2 separate regions of the Homo sapiens genome follow, and region 2 is linked to region 1. Evidence: chromatin loops called from intact Hi-C (ENCODE). Cell type or tissue: K562. All regions are shown on one strand. Links, peaks and the distances in the headings refer to the core of each region. The heading gives the core; the rest is flanking DNA.

Region 1 (10,027 bases), core at 1,290-9,289:
TTTCAGTTTTCTGTATATGGCTAGCCAGTTTTCACTACACCATTTATTAAATATTAAATAGGGAATCCTTTCCCCATTGCAGGTTTGTCAAAGATCAGATATTGTAGATGTGTGGTGTTATTTCTGAGGCCTCTGTTCTGTTCTATTGGTCTATATATCTGTTTTGGTACCAGTACCATGCTGTTTTGGTTACTGTGGCCTTATACTATAGTTTGAAGTCAGGAAGTGTGATGCCTCCAGCTTTGCTCTTTTTGCTTAGGATTGTCTTGGCTATACGGGCTCTTTTTTGGTTCCACATGAAATTTAAAGTAGTTATTTCTAATTATGTGAAGAAAGTCAATGGTAGCTTGATGGGGATAGCGTTGAATCTATAAATTACTTTGGGCCATATGGCCATTTTCACGATATTGATTCTTCCTAACCATGAGCAAGGAATGTTTTTCCATTTGTTTGTGTCTTCTCTTATTTCCTTGAGCACTAGTTTGTAGTTCTCCTTGAAGAGGTCTTTGACATCCCTTGTAAGTTGTATTCCTAGGTATTTTATTCTCTTTATAGCAATTGTGAATGGGAGTTCACTCATGAATTGGTTCTCTGTCTGTTATTGGTTTATAGGAATGCTTGTGATTTTTGCACATTGATTTTGTATCCTGAGACTTTGCTGAAGTTGCTTATCGGCTTAAGGAAATTTTGGGCTGAGACGATGGAGTTTTCTAAATGTACAATCATGTCATCTGCAAACAGAGACAATTTGACTTCCTGTCTTCCTATTTGAATACCCTTTATTTCTTTCTCTTGCCTGATTGCCCTGGCCAGAACTTCTAACCCTATGTTGAATAGGAGTGGTGAGAGAGGGCATCCTTGTCTTGTGCTGGTTTTCAAAGGGAGTGCTTCCAGCATTTGCCCATTCAGTATGATATTGGCTGTGGGTTTGTCATAAATAGCTCTTATTATTTTGAGATATGTTCCATCAATACCTAGTTTATTGAGAGTTTTTAGCATGAAGGGGTGTTGAATTTTATTGAAGGCTTTTTCTGCATCTATTGAGATAATCATGTGGTTTTTGTCATTGGTTCTGTTTATGTGATGGATTACGTTTATTGATTTTCGTATGTTGAACCAGCCTTGCATCCCAGTGATGAGCTGACTTGATCGTGGTAGATAAGCTTTTTGATGTGCTGCTGGATTTGGTTTGCCAGTATTTTATTGAGGATTTTTGCATCGTTGTTCATCAGGGATATTGGCCTGAAATTTTCTTTTTTTTGTTGTGTCTCTGCCAGGTTTTGGTATCAGGATGATGCTGGCCTCATAAAATCAGTTAGAGAAGAGTCCCTCTTTTTCTGTTGTTTGGAATAGTTTCAGAAGGAATGGTACCAGTTCCTCTTTATACCTCTGGTAGAATTTGGCTGTGAATCTGTCTGGTCCTGGCCTTTTTTTGGTTAGTAGGCTATTAATTACTGCCTCAATTTCAGAACTTGTTATTGGTCTATTCAGGGATTTGACTTCTTCCTGGTTTAGTCTTGTGGGGGTGTATGTGTCCAGGAATTTATCCATTTCTTCTAGATTTTCTAGTTTATTTGCATAGAGGTGTTTATAGTATTCTCTGAAGGTAGTTTGTATTTCTGTGGGATCAGTGGTGATATCCCTTTTATCATTTTTTATTGTGTCTATTTGATTCTTTTCTCTTTTCTTCTTTATTAGTCTTGCTAGCGGTCTATTTTGTTAATCTTTTCAACACACCAGCTCCTGGATTCATTGATTTTTTGAAGGGTTTTTGTGTCTCTTATCTTCTTCAGTTCTGCTCTGATCTTAGTTATTTCTTGTCTTCTGCTAGCTTTTGAATTTGTTTGTTCTTGCTTCTCTAGTTCTTTTAATTGTGATGTTAAAGTATCAATTTTAGATCTTTCCCACTTTCTCTTGTGGGCATTTAGTGCTATAAATTTCCCTCTAAACACTGCTTTTGCTGTGTCCCAGAGACCCTGGTACGTTGTGTCTTTGTTCTCATTGCAGGGACATGGATGAAGCTGGAAGCCATCATTCTCGGCAAACTGACACAGGAACAGAAAACCAAACACCGCATGTTCTCACTCGTAAGTGGGAGTTGAACAATGAGAACACATGGACACAGGGAGGGAAAGATCACACACTGGGGCCTTTCAGAGGGTGGGGGGCTGGGGGAAGATAGCATTAGAGGGAATACCTAATGTAGATGATGGGTTGATGGGTGCGGCAAACCACCATGGCACATGTATACCTATGTAACAAACCTGCCCATTCTGCACAAGTATGCCAGAACTTAAAGTATAAAAAAAAATGAAATGGATGGAAGCAGAGTACCTGGAGAGGGCTTTGTCCATCCTGTGGTTGAGGACTCCCTGGCCATGACACCCTTTTGTGCTTTAAAGCCAATGAATGACATTATCTTGGCCTCTTGTCTCACAAGGATGGAACCATAAATGAGTCCTTTCCCACACCATGACACACATAGAAAATAATAATATTTGTGCAGCCTACATCATTTGTGAAGTTGAGGAGGTTTGTGGGCTTTGCTTTTTGATTTATTTGTTAATAATTATTTTTTATAAGACACATTAAGGAAGACTGATTTTGTATAAAAATGTCCAATACCATATTCTTGAAATATATTTTTAACAATTTATGGAGGTATACTGGATATAAAATAAACTGCGTGTATTTAAACTGACAAATGTGTCAGTGAAACCATCACTACAGTCAAGATAATGAACATATCCATCACTCTAAAAAATGTCCTCTTGTCCCTTTGTAATCTGTTTATTATAGCCCTTCCCACCATCCACAGCCTATGCTTAAGCAATCAGAGCTCTGCTTTCTGTCTCTATAAATTACTTGGTATTTTCTAAAATGTTATATAGGTGGACTCATACAGCATGCACTCTTTCTGTCTGGCTTCTTTCACTCAGTAATCATTTTAAGATTCATTCATTTTGTAGCATATATCAGAAGTTCATTTCTTTTTATTGCGGAGCAGCATACTGTTGTATGGATACACCATGGTTTATTTATCCATTCACCTACTGATGGACGTTTTGTTTCCAGTTTTTTGTTGTTGTTACAAATAAAGCTGCTATGAATACTTGTGCATGTGTCTTTATAAAAACACATACTTTCATTTCTCTTGGGTAAATATCTAGAAGTAGAATGGCTGGATTATATGTAACTATATGTTTAACTTTTTAAGAAACTGCCAAACTATTTTCCAAAGTGGTTGCACAATTTTGTATCCCCACCAGCAGTGTATGAGAGTTCTGGTTTCCCTACATCCTTGCCAGCAGTTGGTATGGCCAGTTTTTCTTAGTCATGCTAATGGGTGTGTGGTGGTATTTTGTTGTGGTTTTGATTTGCATTTCCTTAATAATCATGTTGAGTACTTTTCGTAGACATATTTGCCATCCACATAATTTCTTTGCTGAAGCGCCTTTTGAAATATTTTCTTAAAAAATTAGATTGTTTTTGTATTATTGAATTTTGACAACTCTTTGTATATGCTGGATACGGGTCCTTGATTAGTTATATGATTTGAAAAATTTCAGTCTGTAGCTTGTCTTGTTCTCTCTCTCTTTCCTTCATGTAGAGATTGGGTCTCACACCATTGCCCCGGCTGCCCTTGAACTCCTGGGCTCAGGATCTTCCCACCTCAGCCTCCTAAAGTGCTGGGATTACAGGCATGAGCCACCGTGCCCAGTCTGTGGTGTGTCTTTTCAGTCTCTTAATGGTGTTTTCCAAAAAGCAGGAGTTTTTAACTTGATGAACTCCAACTTATCAATGTTTTCTTTCATGCGTGATGCTTCTGGTGTCATAGCTAAGAAATGTTTGCCTAAACCAAGATCACAAAGGTTTTCTCCTACATTTTCTTTTAAAAGTTTTATAGTTACGTTACAATTATGTAACGCTCTTACATTTAAGTCAAGGATTCATTTTGAGTTAATTTTCTAATATGCTACAAAGTACGCATCAAAGTTAATCTGTTTTGTACATGCATATCCAATTGCTCCAGCACCACCTGTTGAAAGCAGGGATGAATTTCCACTGAATTGCCTTGGCACCTTTGTTGAAAAGCAATTGTCCATGTATCTGTAGGTTTACTTCTGGATTTCTCACTACGTTTTGGTCAATGTTGTATAGCAAATGTCAGAGCAGACATCCTTGACTTGGTCCTGATCTTAGGGGGAAAGTGTTCAGTCTTTTATCATTAAGTATAATGTTAGATGTAGGTTTTTCATGGACATTCTTTATCCAGGTTGACTAAGTTCTCTTGTATTTCTAGTTTACTCAACATTTTTGTTGGGACTAGATGTTGGATTTTGTCAAATGCCTTTTCTGCATATTTTAGAATTTGCGAATATGGTGAATTTCATTCATTTTCACATGCTGAATTAACCTTGCATTCCTGGAATAAGCCCCATTCAGTGATGATATAGTACCCTTTTAATATATTGTTGGATTTGGTTTGTTGAAATTTTGTTTAGGATTTTTGCACCTTTGTTTAGGAGGATTGTTTTCTTGTAAAATCTTTGTCACATTTTGGTATCAGAGTCATGCTGGCTTCATAGAATTAGCTGGGAACTGTTCCTTCCTTTTCAATTTTCTGGAAGAGTTTGTAGAATTGGTGGTATTTCTTCTTTAAAAGTTTGATAAAATTCACTAGTGAAGCTACCTGGAAAATCTTCTTTGTAGGAAGATTTTAAACTATAAATCTAATTTCTTTAATGGATATAAGACTACTTATTTCTTCTTGAGAGCTTTGGTAGTTTTTTCCTTCAAGGAATTTGATAATTTCATCTAAGCTGTCAAACTTATTGACATAAAGTTGTTCATAACACTCCCTTATTATTCTAGAATCTGTAGTGATTTCATCTCTCTTATTCCTGGATATTGACAATTTGTCTTTTTTTCTCTTTTCCCTAATTAGCCTGGCTAGGGGTTTATAGATTTTAAAGATCTTCTCAAAGAGCCAGCTGGACCATTCTCATGAGCATATAAATAATCTCTTAGTATTCCCATCTTAAACAAGGATACAGACAAGCAAGGCCCTCCTGATGATTTCTCCTCTCCGGCCCCTGCCCTGTCTCTCTTTCCCTTCATAGCAACTGCTTTGAAAGTGTCTGTCCTCTCTGTTTCTGGTTCCTCTTCTCCCATCATTCTTGGACCTCCCTAATTAGACTCTTGTCCCACTTGCCCCAAATTGCTCTCATCAACATCACCAGTGACCCCTGCATTGCTAGGTCCTATGTCCCTGTGGCATTTCTCAGCTTCTTGGCTTGTCTGCCACATGTGGCCAGTTGATCATTCTCTCCTCCTTGAAATGCCTTCTTGTTTTTCCTCCAAGAGACCAACCTTGCCTAGTTTTTCTCTTACTTCTGAGGCCCCCTCTTATGAGTCTCAGTTGTTGATTTTGCTTTCCCAACCTCTTAGCATTTGAGGGCCTCATCTGTCTTTTCTATCCACAATCCCTTGTTGACCTCATCCAGCCTGGAATTTGAGGTCCTATCCACCACTCTAGCCTCAGTCCTGGGTCCCTGCTCTAGTCAGCAGGTCGCCAGGGCTGACTCAGTTCATTCGTAGCTCACACGGTTCCATCTGTCCTCTCACAGGAAGATCCAGCTCCCACCACTTTCACGTCCTCCCCCACCTTCCCATCTCCTCTGAGGCTCATTTCAATTCGGTGTGTGGAGGGACTTCTTTTATGATCACCCATTTTGCAGGAGAGGAAAGATAAAGGCCAGACTAGCTTAGTAAGTTGCAGTCCAAGAGGCCCTGCCAGCAACCTCAGATCCTGACTCCTTCCAAGCTCTTGCCTTGGCTGCCACCTTCCTGGGGCCTGAGAAGCACCTGGAAATATTATGGGGCCACAAGCTCTGGCACAAGGTCCTGGCTTTCCACAGCTCGTGACCCCTTGGAGGGAGCCTGATTTGCAGTCCTAAAGCCCAGGCAGAAGGCACAAACGTTCCCAGCAAGAAAATGAGCAGAGCTGACATGGGGACATGTGGTCGCTAGGTGGCGCGGCTGACCCACTACTTGGCAGCCAGCACTCAGCAACTCCACCCTCTCCACTCCCTAGAGCCTGGGCACCTGCCTGGGTGGCAGCAGGAGTCTGCTTTCCGCCCCCTACCCCAAAAGAGCAGACCACAAGGTGAGGGAGCCTAAAATACTATAGGTCCTGATTGTAGTAGGTGCTCAATAAATAATTATTGACTAAAAGAGTGATCATTTTGTGAAGTTCGGATAGATGAGACTTTCCCATTCCCATTTCATAGGCTGGGAAACTGAGGCCGGATACTAACGATAGGAGTAGCAACCAAGGTTACTGTTATCGACTCTCATTCGGTCACTATGTACCAGGCATTTGCTTAGCACATTTCATTCTTCATCCCATTTAGTCATCACAGCAAAAAGGCAGGGCCTTTATGATTTGCATTTGGCAGGTAAGGACATAGGGGCTTAGAGATCAGCTGACTTATTCAAGTCATACAGTTAGTGGAATAAATGGAAGAACCAGGATTTGAACCACTCTGCCTGCATCTGAGTAGCTGAATAGGATCAGGGCCAGTGCTGCCTCCTTCCCCCACCAATAGGATCTGAGGTGAAGTGCCCCAGCAGTGCCTCCACCTGGGCATCATGTGGCCACCAGAGGGAGGCCTCGGTCTTTAGACAGCTGCAGAGGGGCCTGGACTGAGGCTGGGGAGGGTGGCCATGACTTAGATGCCAGAATGAGAAGTGGGAGTACTAGGGCTCTGGAGGGCAGGTTCTTCATCTGCAAAAGCAAGAGGATGATCCCCACTTGGCCGGGTCTCTGTGAGGAGGACATGGGATCATGCATGGAAAGTTCTTAGCCCCTGCGAGGGCTCAGCACCCACCCCTCCCCCAGCACTTGCCCTTGCACTGAACAGGCTATATAGTAACAGGTCATGATAATAAACTGCAATCACTGAGGGTATCCATTTCACTGATTCGTTTTTGTATGGTCAGTCTCCCCCACTGAGGGGTGGGATGGTGATCTGCTTTCTGCTCTGCTGTCTCCTGAGAGATGAGGTTGTGGTGCCTGGGACATAAGGGGTGCTCACTAAGCAGGTGCCAACCCAGGGAATGGAAATGGCCTGGAGCTGTGGCCCCTGCACTGTCTGGGCCCCCAGGACTCAGTGGGCTCACTGGATCCCATGTGTGAGCCCCAGAGGGCCAGGCTCAGCATGTTGGACTCCTTATAGGCTGTGGCCAAACCTTTGTCCCTCTCTGACCTCTGCCTTCTCCTCTCCAGAAGGGGCATCTAAGGCTTTCCAGGTGTAATGGCTCAGGGAGTGGCTGTGCCAGGTGTACGGGTGCCCTTTGATGTCACCTGTCACCTCGCTGGTGGCTGCGCTCTCCCTTCCTCTCGCTGCTCCTGTGTCTTCTCCTCCATCTGCCAAAGTCACCATGCCAGGGCTGCCCCCAGCCCCAATATCCAGTGGAAAAACCCAGAGAAATCACACAAATAGAAAATATCCACATCAACTTGAGAAGCTAAGCCTGCGCTTGAGGCAGTTCTTGGAGCAGCTTCTAGCAGGGGCCCAGACCAACACCATCAGCAAGGAGCTGCCGGGGGCTCGGCCCCCTGAAGGAGGTTTTTATGACTGGCCTTAGCTGCCCTCCTGAGGCTGACAAGGGCTCCACTGGGGAACCTCTGGGCAAGTCGGTGGAGGGCCCCTCAGCATCATCTGGGCCTTGCTGGCAGCAAAAGTGGGTCTCAGAAACCAACTCCCATGAGAGGAGCCACCTGGATAGAGAGTGGGCAGTGAGAGCAGGACACAGGTTCCACCACAGAGCAGCAGAGACACCCAGAGGCTCCTGGTCCATGGTGCCTGGGGGATCAGAAGGACTCACACCCGGAGGGGAACGGGCCTGTGGAGAATGTTACCCTGGCCAGGACCCGGCTGGCACCACACGCCCCAATATCCCTGCCTTGGCTCTGTGAGGAGGGCTCTGCCAGGGTTTGAGGGGCCTGCGTGGGAGCCAGGGCAACCCATGCATCCAATGCCCTGTGGAAATAACTCTCCATTAGAGGAGCCACCAGGAGGAAAACTGGGCCCATGGGAAAGGGGGTAGCTACAGGGAAAGGAGAACAAGAGGGCGAGGATTGCGTCTTACGATCACTGTAGCTCCTGCACCTCCCAAGACACATAGTAGGTGCTCAATAAATCTTTGTTGACTGGACACACAACTCAGAGTACACCCTTCCTCAGTTCTACATTGCATTGGCAAAGACAGAATATGTGTACTTCAGGCTGTATGTAGGGTACAGAGAATACTTCTATTAGATAAGGACAATCCGTGGTAGGAGACAGTGATAAACAAAAAATACAGTAACTGACTTCAATTTGCATTGAACGCAATGAATAGCAGATCTGAAAATGTAAAAATCAAATGCAAGATATCAAAGGGCCAGATGGAGAAATGTGCAAAGAATGCAAAGGAAAAGGTTATGGACAGAGCATCACTGAGAACACACAAGGACAAGGGTCACGGGTGTCTCACCCGAGTGCCTGCCATGCCCTCCCTCTACCAACACCCCCGCCACCCCAGAGTAAAGGAAACAGGAATAAATAGAAGTTATTAAAGAAGTAAACTCTTGATTTTTTTTCTTTTTCTTGAGACAGAATCTCGCTCTGTCACTAAGGTGGAGTGCAGTGATGTGATCTCTGCTCACTGCAATCTCCACCTCGTGGGTTCAAGCGATCCTTCTGCCTCAGCCTCCTGAGTAGCTGGGACTACAGGCGCACACCACCATGCCCAGATAATTTTTGTATTTTTGGTAGAGATGAGGTTTCAACATATTGGCCAGGCTGGTCTCGAACTCCTGACCTCGTGATTTGCCTGCCTTGGCCTCCTAAAGTGCTGGGATTACAGGCGTGAGCCACCGCACCCGGCCATAAACTCTTGATTTTAAAAAGTAAAAGAACTCAGTAAAATTAACAATGTGCAACTCCTGTGGCAGTCCTTCCCAATGTCTTCAATGCTTATAGAGAAACATGGTATCTATGAGTTTCCTGGGTAAAGGGAGGAGGCACCCAGGCCCTGGGCTTAGGGGATTAGAAACTCAACTGCCTGTGGCCCACTCACTGCCCACAGATGAGCCCTAGAGACAGTCACATAGGTGCTCTAAGAGACGGTCACGAGGGTGTCTGTTGCAGCACTGTTTATAATAGTGAAAAATGGGAGGACTGTGGTATGCTTCTGCGTGGAATAGTATACAGCTATTTAAATGAAGGAACTAAAGTTCCATGTATCCATGCTCAAGAACACAATGCTGAGGAGAAAAGCTAGTTGCATAGTGATACGTAGGGCTGGGCGCGGTGGCCCAGGCCTGTAATCCCAGCACTTTGGGAGGCTGAGACAGGTGGATTGCTTGAGCCCAGGAGTTTAAGCCCAGCCTGGGCAATGGGAGACCCTGTCTCTACAAATAATAATAATAAAAAAACTATCTGGCCGTGGTGGGGTGCTCCTGTAGTCCCATGTTCTTGGGAGGTTGAGGTGGGAGGATCTTCTGAGCCCAGGAAGTCGAGGCTGCAGTGAGCAGTGATTGCACTATTGTACTCCAGCCTAGGTGACAGAGGGGAGACCCTGTCTCAAAAAAAATAATATATTGCTTATGGATGTCTATAAGAAGAAAAGTAAAAAATAAAAACTAGAAAGAGATATATCAAATTCATGAGACTCTGTAAAGGGAAAAGGAAATGCGCCTGTGGATCAAATGATATTTGACTTTGTACAGCTTTATTTATTTTCTTTAAAAATCAGAAACAAAAATGTTCAAATGTAAATATTTGTTCATTAGGGATATCCATAGATGGAAATGTATGTTATTCTCAGTAGCTTTCTCTACTTTTTGGTGAATTTTTTTTATTGTGCTAAATATATTAATACATAACATAAAATTTACCATTGTAACCATTTTTTTTTTGAGAGTTTTGCTCTTGTTGCCCAGGCTAGAGTGCAATGGCGTGATCTCGGCTCACCG
Region 2 (10,027 bases), core at 1,227-9,226, 270 kb after region 1:
CTACAACAATGCAATCTACCCCACAAAAGCAAGCAATGGGGAAAGGATTCCCTATTTAATAAATGGTGTTGGGAAAACTGGCTAGCCATATGTAGAAAGCTGAAACTGATCCCTTCCTTATACCCTATACAAAAATTAATTCAAGATGGATTAAAGACTTAAATGTTAGACCTAAAACCATAAAAACCCCAGAAGAAAACCTAGGCAATACCATTCAGGACATAGGCATGGGCAAGGACTTCATGACTAAAACACCAAAAGCAATGGCAACAAAAGCCAAAATAGACTAATTGGGTCTACTTAAACCAAAGAGCTTCTGCGCAGCAAAAGAAACTACCATCAGAGGGAACAGGCAACCTACAGAATGGGAGAAAATTTTTGCAGTCTACCCATCTGACAAATGGCTAATATCCAGAATCTACAAAGAACTTAAACAAATTTACAAGAAAAAATCAAACAATCCCATCAAAAAGTGGGCAAAGGATATGAAGAGACACTTCTCAAAAGAAGACATTTATGCAGCCAAGAGACACATGAAAAAATGCTCATCATCACTGGCAATCAGAGAAATGCAAATCAAAACCACAATGAGATACCATCTCACCCCAGTTAGAATGGCGATCATTAAAAAGTCAGGAAACAACAGATGCTGGAGAGGATGTGGAGAAATAGGAACACTTTTACACTGTCATTGGAAATGTAAACTAGTTCAACCACTGTGGAAGACAGTGTGGCGATTCCTCAAGGATCTAGAACTAGAAATACCATTTTACCCAGCGATCCCATTACTGGGTATATACCCAAAGGATTATAAATCATGCTACTATAAAGGTATGTAATTCTTGGCTTCGCTTTGAGCTTGTCAGATTGGCTCAAAGAAAGAAGAACCCTAACCAAAAACACAAGAACTTAATTAGGGAGAAGGGCCATAATGTGACCCATGAAGGCTCAGTTTCAACCCTTCGCCCCTTGAGTATGATGTTTTCACAATCCCCTTTGAGTTTGAGAGGCAGAAACCCAGTGGTGGAAACATGGCCAGAGGAAGATGGAAGAAGGGATGAACATGTGGCTTTGGATCATTCTGCGTCTCAGCTCCCACTGCCTCTCAGCCCAGAAGTCTTCCACCCTCTCCCCAGAGTGAAACTCTCACCCTCGAAGGGTAAGCCCCAAGCCACCCCTCACCGTGAATCCTGTCAGCCCTACCTCCCCACACACCCCTTTCCCCGAGATTCTGAAAACACAGGGCTCCCACCCCAATTCTCACTTGCCCTTACTTCTCTCCACCTTGTGTAACAGTTCGTTTCTTTCACATCCTACTTCCCCCAACTCTGAGCTCCTTGAGAAACAGGAGCTGCATCTAACTCACATCATTGCTCACAGAGGGCCTGACCAAACCTGGGCCTGGCTGAAGATGTTCAGAAATATCTGCTGAATTGGGCACAAAGCTACACAGTGTGACAGTTGACATGTGGTGCCTCGAGTTACGGGATACATTTGAATTCTGTAAGAAGAACGTCTCTGTTGGGTTAAACTTGGCTGTCTGGGGCAGGCAGGCAGAGCAAATAGTATGTGGAATGAAAAATACGTAGCAAAGCCCTTCGGTTTATTTAGCCATTTGAGGAAGGGCCTGAGTGGGAATGTGCAGCAGAGCTGTGCATTCTCCTGGGAAACATTCCCAACAGCCAGGCCAGTTTCCCCAGGGAATGACCCATACATAGCTCCCCGCTGATGCCTTCATAAGGGGGGACCTTGCCTGCCGTTCTCTTCTGCCTCCCTTTGGAGCACCTCCTTCTCCAGCATTTCATGGTAATGACCATGTTCCTACCTAGGAGGAAGAGATTGCCTGACAGTATGACTTTGACCCATTATGGACAACTGGTTTTTCCTTCTTAACAGGCCCCATGTTTCAGCACCCCCAAGCAGAAGCATTTGGCAGGGAAACAGCTTTCTCGTTGAAAGTCCGAGCCTCACACAAAACACATCAGGAGTTTTTAGGTCAGGCAAGGTGGGGGTGGAGGTAAGTCGACTGCCCACCCTATTGTTAGGACTCTTGGGGTTGCCAGTGACTGAAAACCCAACTCATCAGGCTTGAGCCAAAAGAGAATTCATTAGACCATACTCCTAAAAAGCCCAACATAGCTCTAGCTTCAGGTGCAGCTTGTTCCAGGATTTCAAATTGTCACTAGGGAGCAGTCTTGGTCCATTTCTCAGCCCTACTCTCTTCCTGTTGTCTTCATTTTCAAGTTGGGGTAAGATGGCTGTCAGCAGCTCCAGGCTATACCTCCCAGGGTCAAATTCAGCAAGCCAGGCTGAAGTCCTAGGAGGTACAGGCATATAGTTCCAGATACTTGAGAGAGTGATGTGGGAGAATCACTTGAACCTAGGAGTTTGTCAAGCCTGGGCAACACAGTGAGACCCCATTGCTAAAAACAAAATAAAACAAAAAATCCAATTCAGCAACTAGTTTGGGTCAGGCTTTCTATTACTTGTAATCCAAAACATTCTAACTGATTCACTCAAAATACTTGTGAGCTACTTCCAAGTCTAGGCAGCCCATGAAAATGGCTGTATAGAGAGATGCCTGCCCCAGGTGTGACAGATAGAAGGTGGAGGGCTACTCCCCACAGAGTTCCTGGAAGGAGCCAGAGGTGTGGAGAGGCAGACTTTCCTGTAGAGATGCAGTGCTCCTGAGCATTTGAGAAGATGCTCAACATACATCTCTTTTAAGGTCCTGTGGCAAGAGGGTTAGATTTCCTCAGGTGGGTAGCTGTGTGCCTGCCTCCCCAGGTGCCCTGTGGATGAAGTGTCTGGGCTCTGATGGGGAAAGTGGGGAAGGGAAGAGCTTAGATGCAGCTGGTGAAATGCCTCGTTTCTAAGTTTCCTGGTTTCTGTGGCCACCTATGTGACAGCAAGAAGTCAGGTGTGTGCACATGGGTCAGAGCTCGGGCAGGGACTGGGGCCTTTTCGTCAAGAGTCAGCTTCTGCTCCTGCTGCCTCCTGCAGGGCCAGCTTGAATCTCGGTATAGTGGGTGCTGGAATGTACCACCCAGAGTCCCTCTGCGGTAGGGTGACAGCTGCTGATGGCTCACACATAGCTAAAGGGATCAGCTGCACACAAGACCACGCTCCCCCCTGGGGTAGCCTGCACCTTAGGACTCATGCTGGGGTATAGACACAGACAGCCAGTGTTTACACAGAGAGCCAGAGTTGAGCTCAATCCAGGCCAACTCTGAAGGGCATCCCAGCTACAAGCTCCCCTCAGGGTTGGCTGAGACCTCTCTTGCTACCGCACTACAATTAAACTTCATCCTCTGCCCAGGCCTTCCCATGTTCCCCAGTATATCCCCTGCATGCAAATCTCTGTCCCAGAGTCCGCCTCCTCAAGAGTCCAAGCCATGGCACCAGGTGAGGCAGGTGGTGTCTGTGCGGCCCGATATGAGAGACTGGATCCCAATCACTTCTTTTCCTGCACTGACGGGAATAGTGCTAAAGAAGGAGTTGAGAAGCACAGACCCTCTTGTTTATGTTTTTTGGGGTTTTTTTGTTTTGTTTTTTGTTTTTGAGACGGAGTCTCGCTCTGTTGCCCAGGCTGAAGTGCAGTGGTGTGACCTCGGCTCACTGCAACCTCCGCCTCCCTGGTTCAAGCGATTCTCCTGCCTCAGTTTCCCAAGTAGCTGAGATAACAGGCATCTGCCACCACACCCAGCTAACTTTTGTATTTTTAATAGAGATGGGGTTTCACCATTCTGGCCAGGCTGGTCTCAAACTCCCAACCTCAGGCGATCCACCTGCCTTGGCCTCCCAAAGTGCTGGGATTACCGGTGCAAACCACCGCGCCGGGCTTGTTTATACTTTATTTAAAATTAAAAGAACTTTCTATTATTAAAGAAACAATGTATGCTCATTGAGAAAAAAAAACTGGAAAATTCCAAAAAGCCAAGTAAATTAATCATGTAATTAAAAGACACCAAAACACATCCTTCCATGAAACACAATGATGACTTTGTGCATTTGAATTTGAAACTATGTATGGAGTCCTTCCTACTTCCTAGGCCATTCAGGCTCCCAACAACCCCATGAGGTAGACCTCATTATTCCCATTTTGCCAATGAGACTTGAGACACTCAGAACCGTGGAGTTAACACAGAGGGCAAACAGCAAGCAGACAGAGCTTCTGACTGCAAGTTCAGAGCTTTCCTCATCACACCCCAGACCACCAAGTTGATGTCAGCTTTTCTGAGCGTGTTCTTCAATGGGGAAGAGGGTGGCAGATATGGAAGAAAGTTCCTAGGCCAGAAAATGGGACCCTCCCTCTCGTCCTGGTTCTGCCATTTACTTACTGGTTGATCTTAGACAAGTATTTTCTCCTGACTGGGGCCTCTGTGTGGGGAAGGCTGTGGGGTCTATGCGCAATCTGTTGGGCGCTATGAAAATGGACAGGGTTAGCAAGTGCAGTTGCTCTGGTTGCCTGAAGGGGGCACCACTGAGAAGAAAAGCCCTAAAATTGGGGAGTTAGGACACCCCTCCTCTAACAGAAGACAATATTCCCACAGTGGATCCCCCATGGGTCTCCCACGGGCAGTGGAGAAGGGGGCTCCAGGGGCTGCAGGAGCCTCCAACAAAGCCAGAACTGTGACAGGGTGGAACCCCAGAGCTGGAACTTGGTGCGTCTGTGTAAAAGGCTTAATTTATCTTTTGTAATTCTCTTTGGCCAAGGGAGACAACAGGGGAATGTTTTACTTTCTTTCTTTTTTTTTTTTTTAAAGAAAACTTTCCATTGTGGAAATGGCATGTGTTTATTTTTAAAAATCCAGCCACAGGGATATATAACTTCTGGGGGAGGGAGAAAGCTCAAGGGCCAATACTGACCCTCCTACTGTGAAAGCTGGGTCTGGGTTTCTTTTGCCATTTGATTCTTCCCTCCTAGGCCTCTTTCCTTTAAGCAGAACAGAAATCTTGCTCGTGGATGTGAAGGAGAATGACGAAGAGGAGAGCTGAATTCCAGATAATTAAAATATTACTACAATAAGAGTGACTGACATTTATCAGGCACTTACCCTGCACCAGGCACTGGGCTAGGAGCTTTGCAAATTGAATACTGTGCAAAGTATTCTATGATAGCCCAAGGAAATAGCTTTCATTGTCTCTATTTTACAGGTGAGAAAATCCAGTCTCAGAGAAGTAGTTACCAGTCCAGGCTGGTAAAGCAAGAATTACGCACAGGCTTGACTGACTGCAAAGTCATAACTATAGTCTTCTATTGTGGCAGAATCTTGGACCTCTGTGGTCACTACTGTCAGCAGGAGCCCACTGTGTGGGAGGACAGACTGTACCCCAAGGAAGAGGCAGGGGGCCTTTCTTCTCTCCACATGAGGGATGCTAGGACCAGTCCACCCCCTAGCTTCTTTGGTGGGATGCACAGAAGTTTTCTTCCTCCCTCTTGGCCGCAAGCTTTCCTATGGAAAATGCTCTTTTGGGTAGCAGGGTATAAAAGAGGAGGCCCCTGAGCAAGGGGTTGGATCAAAAGCCTTGCTGTGGGGGTGGCGGAGGCAGTTTCCCATAACTGTGGTGACTTGGAGGTGGGATCCAGGGCCCAGGCCACTTCGCTTCCCACCCTCCCTTCCTAACAGTGTAACCTTAGGTGAGTTACCTAACCTCTCTGTACCTGGTTTTTCTCATCTGTTAAATGGGGAAATAGAAATACCTACTCTCGTGCAGATTTCATCTTGCGAGATGATGTGTATAGTAAAGCACTTAGAACAGTCCATAGTAACGCTTAACAAAAATTAGTTATTATTATTCTCCAGAAGTGACTCATTTTCACCAAGTAGACCACGGTGAACAAATATTCACAGATATACACAGCTGAAGTGTAAATGGTCAGACATAAGACACAGTGCTTTTTTATGATTGTTCTCCCACTGACCAAAAATGCAACCCCTACACCCAAGTTCATCTTGCCTGTTGTTTGAACCTGGCTACTCCTCTTGACTAGAGGCACTTGGAATTCTCAAAAGGACCTGATGGGGTTAGGGACCCCAGGTCTCTCTGTTCCGGAAGGTTTCAATATAATTCTGAAGCTCTATGGGATACCACCTGTGGTCCTTCTACCCCTCCAGGTCCAGGTTTAGCTAGGAGTTACCCAGCTTAAAAAAGAACCAGCACCTGCCATCTTGGAAGAATTTGTTCTCTCTTTCTAGGTGGTCCTTTCTTGGGTCGTTTGGGCCTGTGTTTCTAGGCTGGCAAAGCCTTGGCATCTTCATGATCCTCACTACCAATCACACCACCAATGTGACATCATCACCAATGTCATCCATCAATGCCACCATTTAATCTAAACCATGATTACCATCACTTCTGTTAGCAGCAACACCATCCCATCCCACAACCACCTCCATCACTGATGTTGCCTTCACCTTTTTCATCTTCCTCTCAGCCATTGTCACTGTTAGGATCTCTCTTACATGATCATCTTTGCACTTTCAAGATCACCTATGCTCAGGGCCAGACAGAACCCTTTGGTAGTAAGTAACGGAAATCCAAGTCCACTGACTTAAGAAAAGAGATGGAAAGGATTGTAGTTCACAGATCTAAACTAGAAAGGGTGAGACTGTCCGAGGGATGACTGTGCCCAAGGGACTCAAACACCAACAGAAAGCTTTCATTTTCTCCATCTCTCATCTCCACTTCTCTCCAGAGTCAATTTTATTCTCTTCTGCAGACAAACTCTTGTCTATGTGAGCTTCATGGATTTATACACAGCTGCATAGTGACTCAAAAGCAAAAGAATTTCTATCTCCCAAGCTCTGATTGAAAAATTCTAATGGAAGTCCCTGGTTGGTTTCACTTGGCCATCCTTTGGGCCAATCATAGTGGCTAGAAATGTGTGGTTCTGTGATTGACCCTGCTTGGTCGTGTGCCTAGTAAAAACATGGCAACTGGGGGAAACTTGGTGAACAGGTGAGTACTCTACTTTACGTTGACATACATCCCATTCACCACCATCACCAGCACCACCACCAGCACCGCTGCCATCACCACCACCGCCCTCACTGCCACTGCCATCACCACCTCACCATTATCACCACTACCACCATCACCACCACCACCATTATCTCCACTGTTGCCATCACTGCTACCACCACCATCATCACTACCACCATTACCATCATCATCACTATCATCACCACCACCACCACCGTCACCACCATCTCCACCACCATCACCACCACTACCACCATCACCACCACCATTATCTCCACTACTGCCATCACCGCCTCCACCACCATTACCACTACTATCATTACTATCATCATCACTATCACCACCACCACCACCACCCACCATCACTGCCACTGCCGTCACCATCACCACCACCCACCGTCACCACCACCACTGCATCACCACCACTACCACCACCACCAGCATCATTATCACCACTACTGCCATCACCACCACCATCACCACCACTATAACCACCACCACCACCACCGCCACCATCATCACTCTTTTTCTGAGAACTATAATGTGCCCAGCCTTGAACTTCACATTTGAACTACACAAATATGAGTTTGAAGAAATCTCCAGCCCTGCAGGAATTTACTGTCTCTGGAAACAAGAAAGTTGACTTGTTCAAGGAGCTAGACTTCTAGTCCTTGGCCACAGGATGGGAGCAAAGAGGGAAGCTGTAGGGGCAGCATCTGGCACCTCTTCAGCACTGGCCCTAAGCCCTGAACAGACCCAGAGTCCTTGGAAGCTAACAAGCCTGTGCTGTGATGGCCAGGCCACTTGGCAAATAGCTGCCTGTGCCCAGCCAGGAACTGGAGCCATTCCTTCATACTCACAAAGTTCCCACCCCAGCCCACTGCCCTGTGCTCTACCAGAGCCCTCAGCACATCTGCCCTGTTCCCTCGGGGGCTGGGACTTGCTTTTGGCTCTATTCCCCCTACTCCTGCTCCACCTCTGAGCAAACATCTGTTTCTAGACGTTGTCCTAGAGCCTAATAAAGTCTCGGAAAGGCCCAAGTTAATATATCCATAGACCTGCCTGTCAGCAGCTAGCTAATGTCAGGAACAGAGCACTCAAGGAAAGCAAGACCCCTCGTTTCCTGATGGGGGTGGAGTGTACGGGAAAGATAAACAGGGCATCCCTCCCCATTTCAGAAATGACCTTAACAAAGCAACAGCTTTTAGGAAAAAGAGAAAAGAAAAAAATGGCCTTTGTAATGAGGTTTATGGGAACAAATGTTTCAGGTGGTTCTGCCTTCACAGCTACTGCTGGGGAAAGAGCTGGAGGGAGAAGAGCTCAGTCATGAGTGCAAAACCTCCTGTGGATTAACTGGCCCTTGGCCACAGTCCAGACAATGGGCTGAGCCTGAACCTGGGGGCTGTGAGTTGCCTGGCAGGGAAAAGACCTGCCCTGAGTGGCAGGTCTGGTTCTGCCACTAGTATGCTGGGTAACCTTGGACCACATTCTGACCTCTCTGTATTCAGTTTCTGCAGATGCCACATACTAGTGGAGCCTTGGAGGATTGACAAAGGTCCTTCTGGGCAAGGGGTGGGGGTGCCCCACACTTCAAACCAGGAGAGTAGCCCCTAAGATAAGATCTGACTACTGAGTTCTGTGGTCAAGACCAAGAGTTCCACAGTGGTGGGGGCGGGCAGAGGGTTGGGGGACAGGAAAGAGAGCAGAGACACAATGCTATAACTTGCATACCTCAAATTCTGGTAAGCGGGGATCTGGATCAGTAAACTAATTGGGCTCTTCATTATCCATCGGTCATCAACCAGAAACATCTGTCTCTTAAACTGCAGTTGCCCACCTTTCCGACAGCTCTTCCTGCCTGTCAGGGAGAGCTCAAGTCCTGCGTCCTTCTCCGAGCACATAATTGGGGCGCCCTTCCACTAACTCTGAGGCCTAGATTCTGAGCCCTTGTTTCCATGGACTGACAGCTCTGAGGGTCTGTGTTTCACTCTCACTCCTTAACCGATTGTTCTTTCTCCAGCAAGCTGCAAATCAGGCCCTAATGGCTGCATTTGCTTGTGGTTTCTGATGCCTGGTTGCAGCACGACCATCACCAACATCTCTTCTGTATTTTGCACTTGATTAGGGCTTTGCACACATGATCTCATTTGAGTCTTCCAGCATTCCCCTAAGTAAGAATTCATCTTCCCCTGCCTGGGCAGGAGAAGGTTCCAGAGAGGTTAAGGCATTTACCAAAAGGCACACAATTTGTAGATAAAGAAGCAAAGCTTCTGGTGCTTTGTTTCAACTCAAACTGAATCAGCAAAATGGTTTCATCTCAAGTACTAATCTCACTAGATTGATAATAGCTTTCTGCTTTGAGGGGCATAAGGGATTGTGTGTGTGTGTGCGTGTGTGTGTGTGTGTGTGTGTGTGTGTGTGTGTATGGTGGGAGTGGTGTTCTGTAGTTGATTAGTGATGTCTGCCAGTGGCATGGGAAGTATTGGCATGTGTGTGAAACACGACCAGACCATACCACTTAAGAAGAATGGAAGGTCAGGTGTTTGGGGTTATTGGGGTTCAGGAGGTCACATGATGCACCCAGGCAAGGATGGACCACATAACCTTGGAACTTCTGCTCTATTCTCCCAGTCCCTTTCTTTGTCTGGATCCTGCCATGCTCCAAGGACCAGCTTAGAATTCACCTCTTCCAGGAAGCCTTCCTGAACCTTCACTTCAACTCTAAGTCTCCACCCACTTCCCTTCTCTGAGTCCCAAGGCACTAATCATCTGCCTACTTGTTTGGCCTTCAGCTTATGCTGCCTGGCACTGCTGTTCTTTCTTCTGCACACATAAGTCCCCACAGATGCCCCTCAGGACTGTGAGTTCTGTGAGTACCTAACTCTGGGTTTTGCTCCCACTAGGAGGCTCAATAATAAATGCAGACTAATTTATATCAATGACCTAGACCGTGCAAATGGGCAAGCAGTAGCCCTCCTCTCCACTGCCAGAACACAGGGCTTGAGAGGAGGCAAGAACCCCTGTTTGGTTTTTATTGTACATG

What was found. Hi-C counts contacts between places; a loop is a spot of excess contacts. Peaks named below come from ENCODE experiments on the same cell type or tissue, not always from the same donor. Only the 100,000 strongest peaks of a DNase experiment are listed, where the experiment ranks them.
Region 2: it touches region 1 in a loop (2.4-fold over the local background); 2 of 110 quality-filtered maps call a loop at or near these places.

Annotation. Positions count from the first base shown.
Region 1 is chr10:69,509,784-69,519,810 of GRCh38, forward strand. It overlaps a transcript of TSPAN15 not described here. Among named protein-coding and RNA genes, the nearest start is that of NEUROG3, 59 kb to the right of the region's middle. RefSeq lists a silencer at 5,956-6,005. In K562, for the core only: CTCF peaks have their summits at 4,037, 6,031 (motif pointing right) and 6,664 (motif pointing right); DNase peaks (open chromatin) are centred at 6,058 and 6,648; H3K27me3 peaks cover 2,127 bases.
Region 2 is chr10:69,784,785-69,794,811 of GRCh38, forward strand. No RefSeq gene overlaps it. Among named protein-coding and RNA genes, the nearest start is that of COL13A1, 12 kb to the right of the region's middle. In K562, for the core only: CTCF peaks have their summits at 2,193 (motif pointing right) and 4,467 (motif pointing right); a DNase peak (open chromatin) is centred at 4,447; H3K27me3 peaks cover 1,508 bases.